2 separate regions of the Homo sapiens genome follow, and region 1 is linked to region 2. A link is a contact called in ENCODE Hi-C or POLR2A ChIA-PET data. All regions are on one chromosome and are shown on one strand. The core of a region is the stretch at or near the end of the contact, and the rest is flanking DNA. Distances in the headings are between cores, read along the strand shown.

What was found. Hi-C counts contacts between places; a loop is a spot of excess contacts on that map. ChIA-PET counts read pairs that join two places held with the same protein, here RNA polymerase II (POLR2A). Pooled maps may share reads with other maps.
Region 1: a loop to region 2 is called in a pooled map, with 2.0 times the contacts of the local background. The contact joins two enhancer-like sites. A Hi-C loop is called at or near these places in 6 of 50 pooled maps. POLR2A ChIA-PET finds 5 or more read pairs at or near these places in 2 of 52 experiments (Caco-2 and OCI-LY7).

Annotation. Positions count from the first base shown.
Region 1 is chr1:210,339,285-210,345,107 of GRCh38, reverse strand. All of the region lies in intron 1 of HHAT (hedgehog acyltransferase), which reads right to left. Among named protein-coding and RNA genes, the nearest start is that of HHAT, 13 kb to the right of the region's middle. Within about 2 kb of position 1,512, at least 5 of the 41 ENCODE cell types and tissues checked have a DNase peak (open chromatin) inside an H3K27ac peak, as active enhancers do.
Region 2 is chr1:210,248,423-210,254,525 of GRCh38, reverse strand. No RefSeq gene overlaps it. Among named protein-coding and RNA genes, the nearest start is that of SERTAD4-AS1, 18 kb to the right of the region's middle. RefSeq lists enhancers at 1,493-2,047, 2,603-3,158. Within about 2 kb of position 3,070, at least 11 of the 41 ENCODE cell types and tissues checked have a DNase peak (open chromatin) inside an H3K27ac peak, as active enhancers do.

The DNA.
Region 1 (5,823 bases), core at 263-2,762, 92 kb before region 2:
AATTAGCAAGATAGAGGTATGGCAGAAAGAAAGTGACTTTATTACAGACCAAAGCTAGCCATGGGGAAGACGGTCTAGACTCTTGCCTTAATGGAACCACTTCAAATTTCCAAGCAAAGTGCAAAGGTTTAAGAAGGGGAAGCAAGTTGCGGCATGGGGTGAGGCAGTGCAGGCCGGCATGACTTGTTCCGATGCCGGCATGACTTGTTCCGATGACTCGTCTTGAATTGTTGCTCCATCTTGTGAACGGGCTGGCAACATCTGGGGCTCAGCTGGGTTGTAAATTAACTGTACCCTCAAAGCCATCTCCTGGTAGGGGAGATTTTCACAGGTGCCTGTACTATTTCAAGGTCTAGTCTCTGGAACCTCGACTTCAGGCTGAAGGAGCCTAAAGACCCTACTGAAAGCAGATAACAGTGGCCCCAAAGGCTCCCCAAAACGGGAGGCAATTGCAGGGATTTCTAGGAATGTCTGGCTTTTGTTGAATTTGAATTCCAAATTTGGGGTTGATGGCTAAGCCACTTTATGAGGCCTTTAAAAGGGACTAGATTCAGAGCCCCCTGCCTTGGACAGATGAGCATCAACAGGCATTTGATGCCATCACAGAAAAACTTAATAGGACACTCAGTTACATTCACACACTGGGACCATTTAGACACACCAATTCACCTAATGGGCACAGCTGTGGGATGTGGGAGGAAACCAAGTACCCAGAGAAAACCCCTGCAGACATAGCGAGAATGTGCAAACTCCACAGACAGTGGCCCCAGCAGAAACTCCATTTTCTTCTACTCAGTGGTATAAGGAAACAATAACATTGTTTCAATGAAACAATAACATAGTTTCAACAATGCTCTATGTTTTGTAGACAAATACACAGAGATACATAGTAACTAGCGGCAAAACACCAGGTAACTAAGCAGGGAAACTAGCTGTCCCCTCACCCCCAAAATTTAGGAATTGAACCAAATAGTCTCCACTTGACAGCACAGTGATACATTCTGGCACCAAACCCACCTGTGGGGTTCAGGGAGGAGGGGTGGGCTGGTGCAGGGAGAGTCCCAGGCTGTGTCATTTATTGGTTAAGGAAACGGGTAGATAACGGCCTCCCAGATGTTTTCTTATAGGGTTGTTGAAGGGGTTAAATGTAAAATGCTTAGCCCAGGGCCTGGCAGTGAATAAGCACTCAACAAACATTAGTAGTTACTAGTTAGTGAATTTCACTCATCAGGAGCCTACCTAAGCCCTGACCCTGATTTTCTCCCTGAATCAAAGAAATCTGGCTGAACTTCCTGGGGTATGCCCATCCTACGTGCATCTGGACCTCTTTCAGGAAGTTGGCATCCCCAGGGATTTCGTTAATGTCTCATTCCTCTTCTGACGCCCAATCCAAAGCCACCCTGGACAGCAAGCAAACTATCCCCGGGGACCACCCGCAGGCTTTCAGCCCGGTGCCTCTTCCTCACCACCTACGTCTCTGCTACTCCCAAGGGAATGACAGGCAGTACTTTCCACTTTCATTTTCACCTCTCCATTACACGAATGCCACCTCGAAACACCACCACCACACAGACACTCACCCATCCTCCTTAACAGAGCTTTCTTCCTCACACACTCTCTTTTCAACTCTTGCCTGTAGCTGACTGCAATGGTTACTATTTGAGACTGTCACTACGACAGTCACTACTGTTACTACTTGAGACAGTCATTAGGAGACTGAAGGAAGGAGGACGAAGGCAGAAATGAAAACTTAAAAGTAACTATTTTAAAGGAAGGGGCCAGGGGAAGAAGAGAGCTCCCTGCTTCTAGGGAGCAAAGGCAGCAACCTCGAGCTTCTACAGCCCTTTGTTTTTATTGGGCAGAAAGAGCAGGGAGGAGGAGGTAATGACTGGTCAGCTGCTTGATTGATCACAGGTTCACGTTATTGCTAACAGGCTTCAGATTTGCCTAATCACAAGAAACACTGTGCCTGGGTGGTGACTGCCCCCCAGCATTCTTTCTGGGAGGCAGACACAGTTTGTCAGTTTGCCAACAACCTGCTTTCATGAGAAACAGTTTGCTGTTTACTCATATAGTCTCCAGTGGTATACTGAGTTGATCACGACCCTCATTCTTTCGGCCTTCAACACTCGCCCACTTATCTTAGGAAAATTATTTCCCTACTTTGTTTTCCCTGTTTATTTCAGCTGTGCAGCCAGAAAGTAAATCAGAGTAGATATGTCTTAAGGGATTTATGACACAATGTAAAAGAAAAGGAAAACTATATATTTGGGAATATAACTGGAACCTTTTTAAAATGTCCAGGCCCTTAGAGGTTCCCAAAAACTCTCTCACAAAATTACCAAGTTTCCATTTCTCATACTCTAAACAAGCATGTCCCTCTTTAGGCAGAGCAATCAGGCTGAAATCAAGGAGGTTCTTACTCAAATGTGTAAGTGATGTTTCTTTTCTGTTTTCATGCAGTCAGTCCTGCACCAACATTATCAGCTAAGTGGGTAGCTGTGAGATAGCCTAGAAAAGTCATCACCACTTACAGCATCATTTCTATAGAAAACGGCCAATCTATAGGGACACAGCCTGTGTTTAAGTAGCAGTCTACCTGATTAATCTACACAAATGAGATTGCACTATTGATATGTAATAGTGAAGGAGGGTTGTAGGGATGTGTGATGGTGAGATGTGTCTAAGAACACTTCCCCAGTGTGGGAATACTGGTCGGAACTGTAAAGAAGATAAAGTGTGGATGGTTCAGGGAAGGGAGAACAGGAGCCAAGTGGTAAGGAGTCTTAAAACATACGATTTCATGTTTAAATTTTATTTCCTGCAGAAACCTCAGGCTTGCAAGCCAGTACATAAAATTATTTGAATGAAGCTCTACAAAGCAGCCCCTTGATGCTGTGGTAGACCCAAGAGGCAGGGAGGTTGATGATTTAGGCCCTTAGTGAAAGTGGAGAGAGTGCTGGAACCAAGCCACACAGATGGGGAAAAATTGAGTTGTCCTTGGCATCAAAATAGTCCAGAAGCTGGTAGGGGGAAAAAAGAGGAAGATGAAGAAGATAAAACAGCAACTCCAAAGCTGTAAGACAACAGGATCTTGAAGCTAAATGTTGTTGAAAAGAGTGAGAATTTTGAGGCAAGTGAGGACAAAGCGGTAGAACGTGCATTTAATACTAGATGTTAAAGGAAATCATAGCAAAGTTTTCCCTGGAATCAGAGGGAAGGAATTCAGACTGGAGGAATAGGGAGCTTTCTCCACCTCCAAATTGGGTACAAACACCCCAAGGTTGAATATTTCAAAAAATATATTTATCTGGGAATTATAGAACTCAAGAGGGCCACAGAATAAAATCTTAGCTGTAAAATGGCAAGAATCTCTCAGCTCACAGAACTTTTTCTATACTGGAGCCACTTGCATTTGCATTTACTTTGGAATTTAACACTCCACCTGCTTTCAAAGATGCCATCTACTCGGATCCTCTCAGGAGGGCTAAGTTTTTAGGTCCCTTTCAGGAATCAGAATCCTGCTCAGGAAGAAGCAGCGATCTACCCACGGACAGAGAAGCCAGCAATGGAGCAAAAATTAGAACCAAAATTCCCAACCCCCACTGTCATACAGGCAGAAATCCTGTTCCTTGATCTTGGAAGAAAAGTACAGCACACCTTGCCAAAGCCTGAAACATACATAAACATAACGGCTGCAAGATGCTTTTCCCCCAGCAACTTCCAATATCATTTCAAAAATACTTTAGCTTTACTTCTGATGCAGGCAACTAATGGATTCCAACACTTCCATTTTAAATTTTTTCTGCTTTTAAATCTTGATATCAAGCACTAAATGGGCTATAACCCAATACTCACATGCACCAGAGAACTTTAACAAGACAGCTCTCATCATTAAGCTAACAATCCCTCCATACCAGCATCACCATCGTCACTTCTACTGACTCACTGCTTAATGTCCTAAATGAAGATTTCCCTCTACTGAGTTTTCTTATGCTTTAGTAATAGCTGTACTATAACAAGTACTATTTACAGATTTCCTATGCTGAAAAGGCACTTTACAAGTATTATCTCACTTAATCTTCATAACAAACCTTTGAGGTTGGTGCTTCTGATAACCTCACTTAACACAAGAGGAAACCAAGGCCCAGAAAGGATAAGTAAACCCGCCCCAAATCACACAGCTGGTAAGCAGCAAAGCTTAGATTCATACCCAGTAAGTCTAACTCCAGAGCCTTCCCTCAGCCACCTCACTATTCTTACAGAGTGTACTGGACTCATTTTTTCCAAAATCTATAATGAAATCAATCCATTAGGAAAGCTAGAATATAAGTGGTCTAAATGTAATAGAATTTTTAAACGTTATGCATAACGTTAGACACTCTCTGATAAAAAAATTTAAATCAATAAAATGTAATCAAAATACACATGAAATATCTAACTCACATACATTCCTTAAAAGATTTACTGAAAAAGGCAAACTAAACCTAACCGATTTACCTTGGAAATAAGAGGGGAAAGTCAGCAGTTATGCAGAGATAAGAGTAAAATTGAAATAGCTCTAAATTCAGGAACAAATGAGCACTCTGGAAACCACAAGCAATAAAAGTGAAAGAAGCACATGCCCACTGAAATGACAACGGCTTTAAAGAAAATGAAATAGTAGTGCAATATTCTAGCATATTCGGAAAAAGTGGTATGAGACTTTTGCCTTTTCCAGGGTCCAATTTTCATGAAACTGAATCCCATTTTGTAGACTCTAAATTACATGATTTTCTCCAAGAAAACCACCAAGTCCAGATTCCCATATCACAATTCTCTCCAAACCCCACTTGAGTCTTTTTTTTTTTTTTTTTTTTTTTTTTCTGAGACAGAGTCTTGCTCTATCCCCCAGGCCGGAGTGTGCTGCCCCACTAATTTTTGTGTTTTTAGTAGAGACTGGGTTTTGCCATGTTGCCCAGGCTGGTCTTGAACTCCTGGCCTCGAGTGATCCTCCCGCCGCAGCCTCCCAAACTGCTGGAATTACAGGTGTGGGCCACTGTGCCCAGTCCCCATTTAAGAGTCTTACAAAGACTTATTCTTCAACCCACATAATACTAAGAGGAAACACTTCTCCAAACCCAGAAAGGTTTCACCAACACAGAAGAATGACTAGATAGACTGGAAGAGGTGCACTGGAGTGGGGAAAAAAGTCTAATTACAGAATAGTTTAAAATATATACCCACTACTTCCACATCCGCACCAACATATTATGTATTAGTTATGTATTGCTGCATAAGAAACCATCACAACATGTGATGCCTTAGAACAATGAACATTTATTCTTTTTAAGGATTTTGTGGGATGGCAGTCTGGACAGTTCTGTTCATGTCCCTCCTGAGGTCACTCATGTGACTTCTGTCACCACACAACTCCACTGGGGCTGGAGGGGGCCATGATGACCTCATGCACATGTCTGGCATTTGGCGCCAGCTCACACAAGTCACCTCCCTTCTCCCCCAGGCCAGGGCTCCTCCTCTGGTAGGCTAGACTTGGCTTTTTCACAGCAGTGGGGTTTCAGGGTTCCAAAAGAACAGAGGCAAGAGGTGCAACATCCCTTAAGGACCAGGCTCCAGAGTTCACAGAACACATTATTGGTCAAAGCAAGTCCAAAGACCAGCCCGGATTCAAGGAGGAGAAAACAGACCATACTTCTTTATGGGAGGAGCAGCAAGGGTACCTTAGAAAGGGGTGGGCACACATCTAGCACACCAGGTATATTATAAATAGTTACTAATCAATAAAATCTGGAAAATTAGTTGAAAAGCTACCTTTCACAATGG
Region 2 (6,103 bases), core at 1,821-4,320:
AAGTGGGGGCATGGAGAGGTTATCCCAGGCTAAGGGAAAAGCAGGAGTGAAGGCTGGGAGGTGAAAAGTTGCAGGTCAGCAAGAGAGGACATTGAGAGGACAGAAGTGGCTGGAGCAGAAGGTTCCCCCCAGGGAGCAGAAGGTGGGGCTGGGCATGTAGCCTGGGCTGAGGTCTGGAGGGCATTGAAAGTCAAACCTGGGAGGTAAAGTATTCCTGTTTGCCTGGTGATTTAGGATGATCAGCTACAGAATGGATGGAGTGGAAATGCTTGGGGACTTAGGGGGCACCCTGGGCAGGGCTGAGGCTGTGGACTTCACCTCGGTGGACCTTAATCTCCCCTGCTGTGAGAAGGGTAGATAACCCTGGGTGCTCAGAAGTCTGGGCCCCTGTGGAGCTTGGTGATGCTAAGGCACCTGATGGATGCTAAACCACCTAGGTTATGGCTGCCAGGTGCAATGGCAGAGGTGCAATAGTAGCACCTTCTTTTTCAATGTAAAGATAGCTAGAGGGAGAGAATTGACTAATTGTGTGAGAGCAGAGGGAGGAGTTCAGGTGACTCTGAGACTCCAGTTGGAGGATGTGAACAGAGTATCCCTCTCAGCAGTTGGTCCCCAGCACTGCCTGAGGCCACACCCAAATCTAGGAGCTCCAGTCCACCCCCTTGGGCACTGGCATTCTGCATGCCTGGCTTGGAGGTAGGGTCTCCCCAGCTCCTCCCTGCCCCCTCTGCAGAAAAGCTGAGACTTTTCCCATTTCTCCTGCCTCTTGTTTCTCTAATTTTATGATTGTATGAAAATAAGGTTCCCAAATTGCCTTTAATTAGCTTTAATAAGACAGCCTTTTTGCTAATTAAAACGATTATTAAGAAACCATTTATTGAGAATGAACACAGTTGTTAGAACCTACGAGAATTCTGAACTCTTAATAATAACAACAGCAGCCACCACCAGCCCCATCAGGCCCCAGAAACTCAAACTGGGTAGTGCTCAGGCTGGGGGCCCAGGGTTTCCAACTTTTCCCTCTCTCCAGGGCACCTTGTGGGCAGATGCTGCCTGCAAGCCTATAGTTACTCCTTTCCCCAGCACTGAGGTTCTCTCTGTAGAAAATGTCCCCGGTAAGTAAGCACTGACAGGTTTGCCTGTTAAAGGGTCTGGTGCAGCCAGAGTAAAGCTGGGCAGGCAGTCAGGAGGCCATGAAACCTCCAGTCACTTCACCTCCCTGGACCTTTATCTCCCCTGCTGTGAGAAGGGTGGGTGGGCCTGGGTGGCCTCAGAAGCCCAGGGCCCTCTGGAGCTTGGTGATGCTAAGGCGCTGGTTGGAGCCTGCACTCGTGGAAACCCACACCTCTGGGTAATGGGGGAGTCTGGGGCTAGCAGAGCCCAGAGCTCATTTCATCCTCCTCTCCTCCCTCTCCAGGAGGACTGCTCAGGCAGCTGAGGCAAGAGACTCCTGTCGCGAAGCTGTTGAGGAGACTCGGAGACTCTGGGCTCCCGCTAGGAGCAAGCAGGCGCGGTGCAGCGAGGCGAAGCCCAGGCGCGGGGCCCGGAACGCGGTGGTGCAGCTCCCCGGTCCCCGGGTCTCTGACCGCGGTGCTCTCTCCCGCCCCGGGCTGCGCAGCTGCTGACAGCTCCTGGGTGATGGCGAACGGCTTGTGCTGTCACATTTCCTTCCTGTAGGGAGGGGGTGGGGAGCTGGAGCCTGGAAGGGCCGGGACGGGGAGGGAGACTACCCAGGTGGAAGGCGGTGCAGAAGGTTGCTGGAGAGAAGACGCCCCGGGCAATTTCTAGTGACGTCGTCTAGGCCGTATCTACCTTCTGGGGTCAGGAGTCTTGCTACACCCTAACCCCGCCTCCTCCAGAGTCCTCCCAGGGTTTTTCCAGGGACCTGGTCAGCTTGAGGTCTTGGCAGCACTTGAAAAGCAGCGGTGGTTTTTGATTTAGTTGTTTAATTTTTATTTTTAAATATTACAGTGGAAAGAACGTGGACTTTGGAGTCCCATAGCCCTGGACTCCAATTCGGTGGGTCGAATACCTAGCTTTGTGACCCTTTGTGACACTCAACTGAGCTTCGTTTCACGACAGCTTTTTTCCCATGGGGCTGCTGTAAGGCTTAGATGCAATAATGGAGGTGAGGTTGCCCAGTCGGTAGCCTAAGACCCAGCGCTAGTGTCGGGGGAATGTGCACTTGACCTCAACCAGTGAAGGCGAAGGATAAGCTTCCAGGCCCTAAACCCGAGGCCAAGCCGGCCCCGGTCTCCTTGGCGCTCGCTGGCGTCCAGGGTCGGCAGCAGGGCTGGGGACAGTGGGAGTGGGTACTCGGCGGTTCCCAACCACGCCGCATGTCGGAATCCACGCGGACGTCTGAAGAAACATCCGCTGGGGGCCTCAGCAGAGTCCAATTCATCGCGAGCCTCTGGGGTAGGGCTCAGGCCTGAGGGTTTTGTAAAAGCTCCCGAAGGGGGCTCCGAGGTGCAATCAGGATTGAGAACTGGTGATTGAAGAACCACCGCGGTCTCCGGAAAGAAATAAACAAAGAGGCCTTCCTGGGGCGGAAGGGAAGAGGGCTGGCGGGTCCCCACCCGTGTGCAGGTGACCCCTTCACACCCGCATTCCCACGCCCAGGGACACGGTTACACGCACGCTTGGACACACGGGCACCCACACTCACCCGAACACACACACCCACGCCCATTCACGCTGTCCCGGACACACCCACACCCACTGCATTCTCCGGGCGAGTCCTGCGGCCGGAACCCAGACAGAGCGCGCCCGCTGGGGGCCGGGCCCCGCTGCTCCGAGGGTCTCAGGCCAGGAGGCCCGAGCGCGCCACAGCCGCTGACAGCGCGGCTCCTCCGAGCCCGGGGCGCTCGGCAGAGCCCCCGCCGGGCCGCGCCGCGCTCGCTCCGGCTCTTTGTTATGCTAATTCCCCTTCCCAGCTGGTGCCAGCTGCCTGCACAATGAGCGCCCGGAGCCCTTGCCAGCCCTCGCCAGCCAGGGAGTGGGGGCGGGGCGGGGGGGGGCCACCTCACACTGCGGCTGCCCTCCTCACCACCCCCTCGCCGTCCCAGCACAGCGCAGTCTGGCCGGGTGCTGAGCAGCCCAATAAGCAGCCTTTCCCCCGTCCTCCCCTCCCCCATGCTTGCAGGGCCGCGCCCCCCGGGGCCTGCAGGGCATCCTCTGATTCATTCCAGTCGCTAGGGCTGCCCGCCCTCCAGGTGCCAGGGCTTGATGATGAAAAGTAAAAGGCTCCTCCGCGGCTCGAGAGCCGTGAGGATGAAAGAGAAGCAGCCGCCTCCCAGACCACACAGCTAATCCTCCCATAAACCTCGAGCAAATAAGGGGAGAGGAAGAACAGGCCGGCTACAGATGTGGAGTGCAGCCTCCGGGGATCCCCAAATTAAAACTCGTGCAGGGGAAGCCCTTGGACCACAACCAAATGACACTAATTGGGTTATGGGACCATAATCTTGGCTGGTATTTAAAAAAAAAAAAAAAACAGTTATAGTCACAGCTGCAAGAACTGTCTTCATAAAAAGAAGGGGGAAAGTCCGCTATTTTATTACGCATAAGAATGAGAGAGAAGAGGGTTCACGGATCTCCTGCCTGCATGGTGCAGACAGGCTGGTTGCTTGAAGGCGAGGACAGTCTTGTGCCAGGGGGAGCCGCGTTGTGCCTGGCTGGCTCCGGGTGTGTGGAGCTAATCGGCTAAAGGAGGCGGGGGCAGGAGCACTCCAGGGGGAGGGGCAGAGGAACTGCAGTGAGAATGGGGAAGCATGGCCTATCCGGAGGAATGTATATTACAGAAGACAATAGATTAGCCGCCATATGCAGAAAACAATCATTTGGGACAGGAAAACTCAGAGATGTGTTCTTAAAGAAAGATCCAGAAGCAGTTTCTCAGTTTCACTGGGAGGGAAAAAAGGCATTCTGGGGAAGGGAAGGAAAGGAAAGGGTGACATGCAGAAAACTCAAGTGAACATCTTCAGAAAGATCCCTGATTGTTAGAATCAGGAATTGTTAGAATCAGAAGAGAAGGTTAGAAGGGAACAATCTTTTAGAGGCCCTTTGAATCCAGCCTCATCATTTGACAGATGGAAAATCAAGATCCAGAGAAGTGAAGGAGCTTGTTCATGGTTAGACAGCTAGTGAGTGGCAAACCTGGGCAAGACTCTGTTTCCTAACTCCTAATCTAGTTCTCACCACTAAGTTGGTTATAATCTTGTGGTTAAGAAACAGCAGTCATTTGACCAGAAATCAATACAATAGATTGACTCTAAGCAAATAAATGAAGAGTTATGATTTGTTCTTTTTCTTCTTCTTTCTTTCTTTTTGCTTTCTTCTTCTTTTATTTATTTATTTATTTTTTGGACAGATTCTTGCTCTTTGCTCTGTCACCCAGGCTATAGTGCAGTGGCGCAATCTCAGCTCACTGCAACCTCTGCTTCTGGGGTTCAAGCGATTCTCATGCCTCAGCCTCCAGAGTGGTGGGGACTGCAGGCTCACTGCAACCCCCACCTCCCGGTTTCAAGCGATCCTCCTGCCTCGGCCTCCCAAAGTGCTGGGATTAAGGTGTGCACCATCGTGCCTGGCCTAAACAGGACATTTTTAAAAGATTGAGGTAAGCTTTGTTGGATCTATAATAAGAACAAGTGTTAGAAATCAATTAATTCGTACAAATTCCATCCCAGGATTCTTCCTAGTATGTATTTCTTTATTCATCACTTAAAACACCCAGATAAATGGCCCCAGAATTTCTTTAAGAGTTCTTTCTGTGCAGGGACCAATACCATCTCTAGATAGAGATGTCCCTTGTGCATTAAGTCATCTTGCCTAAAACCAGCTAGGTCAAGATTGGGCTGGTTGAGAATTCTAATTGATCATCTTAACTGGTTAAAATTCTACTGATTGGGAAATAAAAATATCTACTCCAGCTGCTGGTTTTCCAAACTCTGAGAGGACAAAGGTTTAGAGATGGCCAGCCTAGACCTCCCTGGGCAGGCTGAGGTGTCCTGGCTTCCCACTGCCTCTCTCAGCTGGCTCAAATGGCAACTAATGTTGCCAATCATGAGATCCTAGCCCAGTCAGATAGGAGGGGAGCCTCTTGCAGAGAAGTCCTGGGACCCCCATGGTACAACACTGCATTTGCTCTCATTATACTCTGTTGCCCATTTCTCATTCTCAAGCCATATGGTTCAGTTTTGTTCTCATTTCAGGACCTACCCATCAGCAAGCCTGCTACAAATGAACCTCACCTTAGGGAAAAATATATACTCTTCAAAAATAGAGAGACAGAATGTAATTTTGTAAATGGAATTCTATTTTGAAATTATCAGTGGGTTTCTGAGTTTACTGGCAAAACAGAAGGGATAAGAATTTGAAATAGGGATAACCAACCTCTAGTTGACCTTATACATGGAAACTGTATCCCAGTTATTTTATAATAGGCTGTGTCCTTGGTTGTGGTTATCCAGACAATTCTGCTTTGGCCTCCAAAATTATCAGGTAGAGGAGCACAAGGAATAGCGTTTAGTCTAAATTATCTCCCCTGCCCCCCTCCTGCCTTTTTTTTTTTTTTTTTTTTTTTGGAGACAGAGTCTCACTTCCTCATCCAGGCTGTATGCAGTGGATCCATCTAGGCTCACTGCAACCTCTGCCTCTGAGGTTCAAGCAATTCTCCTACCTTGGCCTCCCGAGTAGCTGGGATTAAAGGCGCCCCCCACCACACAGGCCCGGCTAACTTTTGTATTTTTAGTAGACACGGGGTTTCACCATGTTGACCAGGCTGGTCTTGAACTCTTAACCTCAAGTGATCCATCCGCCTTGGCCTCCCAAAGTGCTGGGATTACCAGCAGGCATGAGCTGCCGCGCCTGCCCCCCCTTTTTTTCCTAACTTAATACTGTACTTTTTCTGAGTAAAAGCTAGGTTTAAGAAAATTATTTGATACAACAACTAAATAAACTTGAACTTTGGCAAATCCTAGAGATGAGTCAGAGGTTAGTGGTTTTTAATCTTTCCATTTGTAAGGGACACCTCTTATTCCCTTCACATAGCCAATGTTCTGAAAGATTCTGTCTGACAAACAAATTGTATTTATTAAGGATA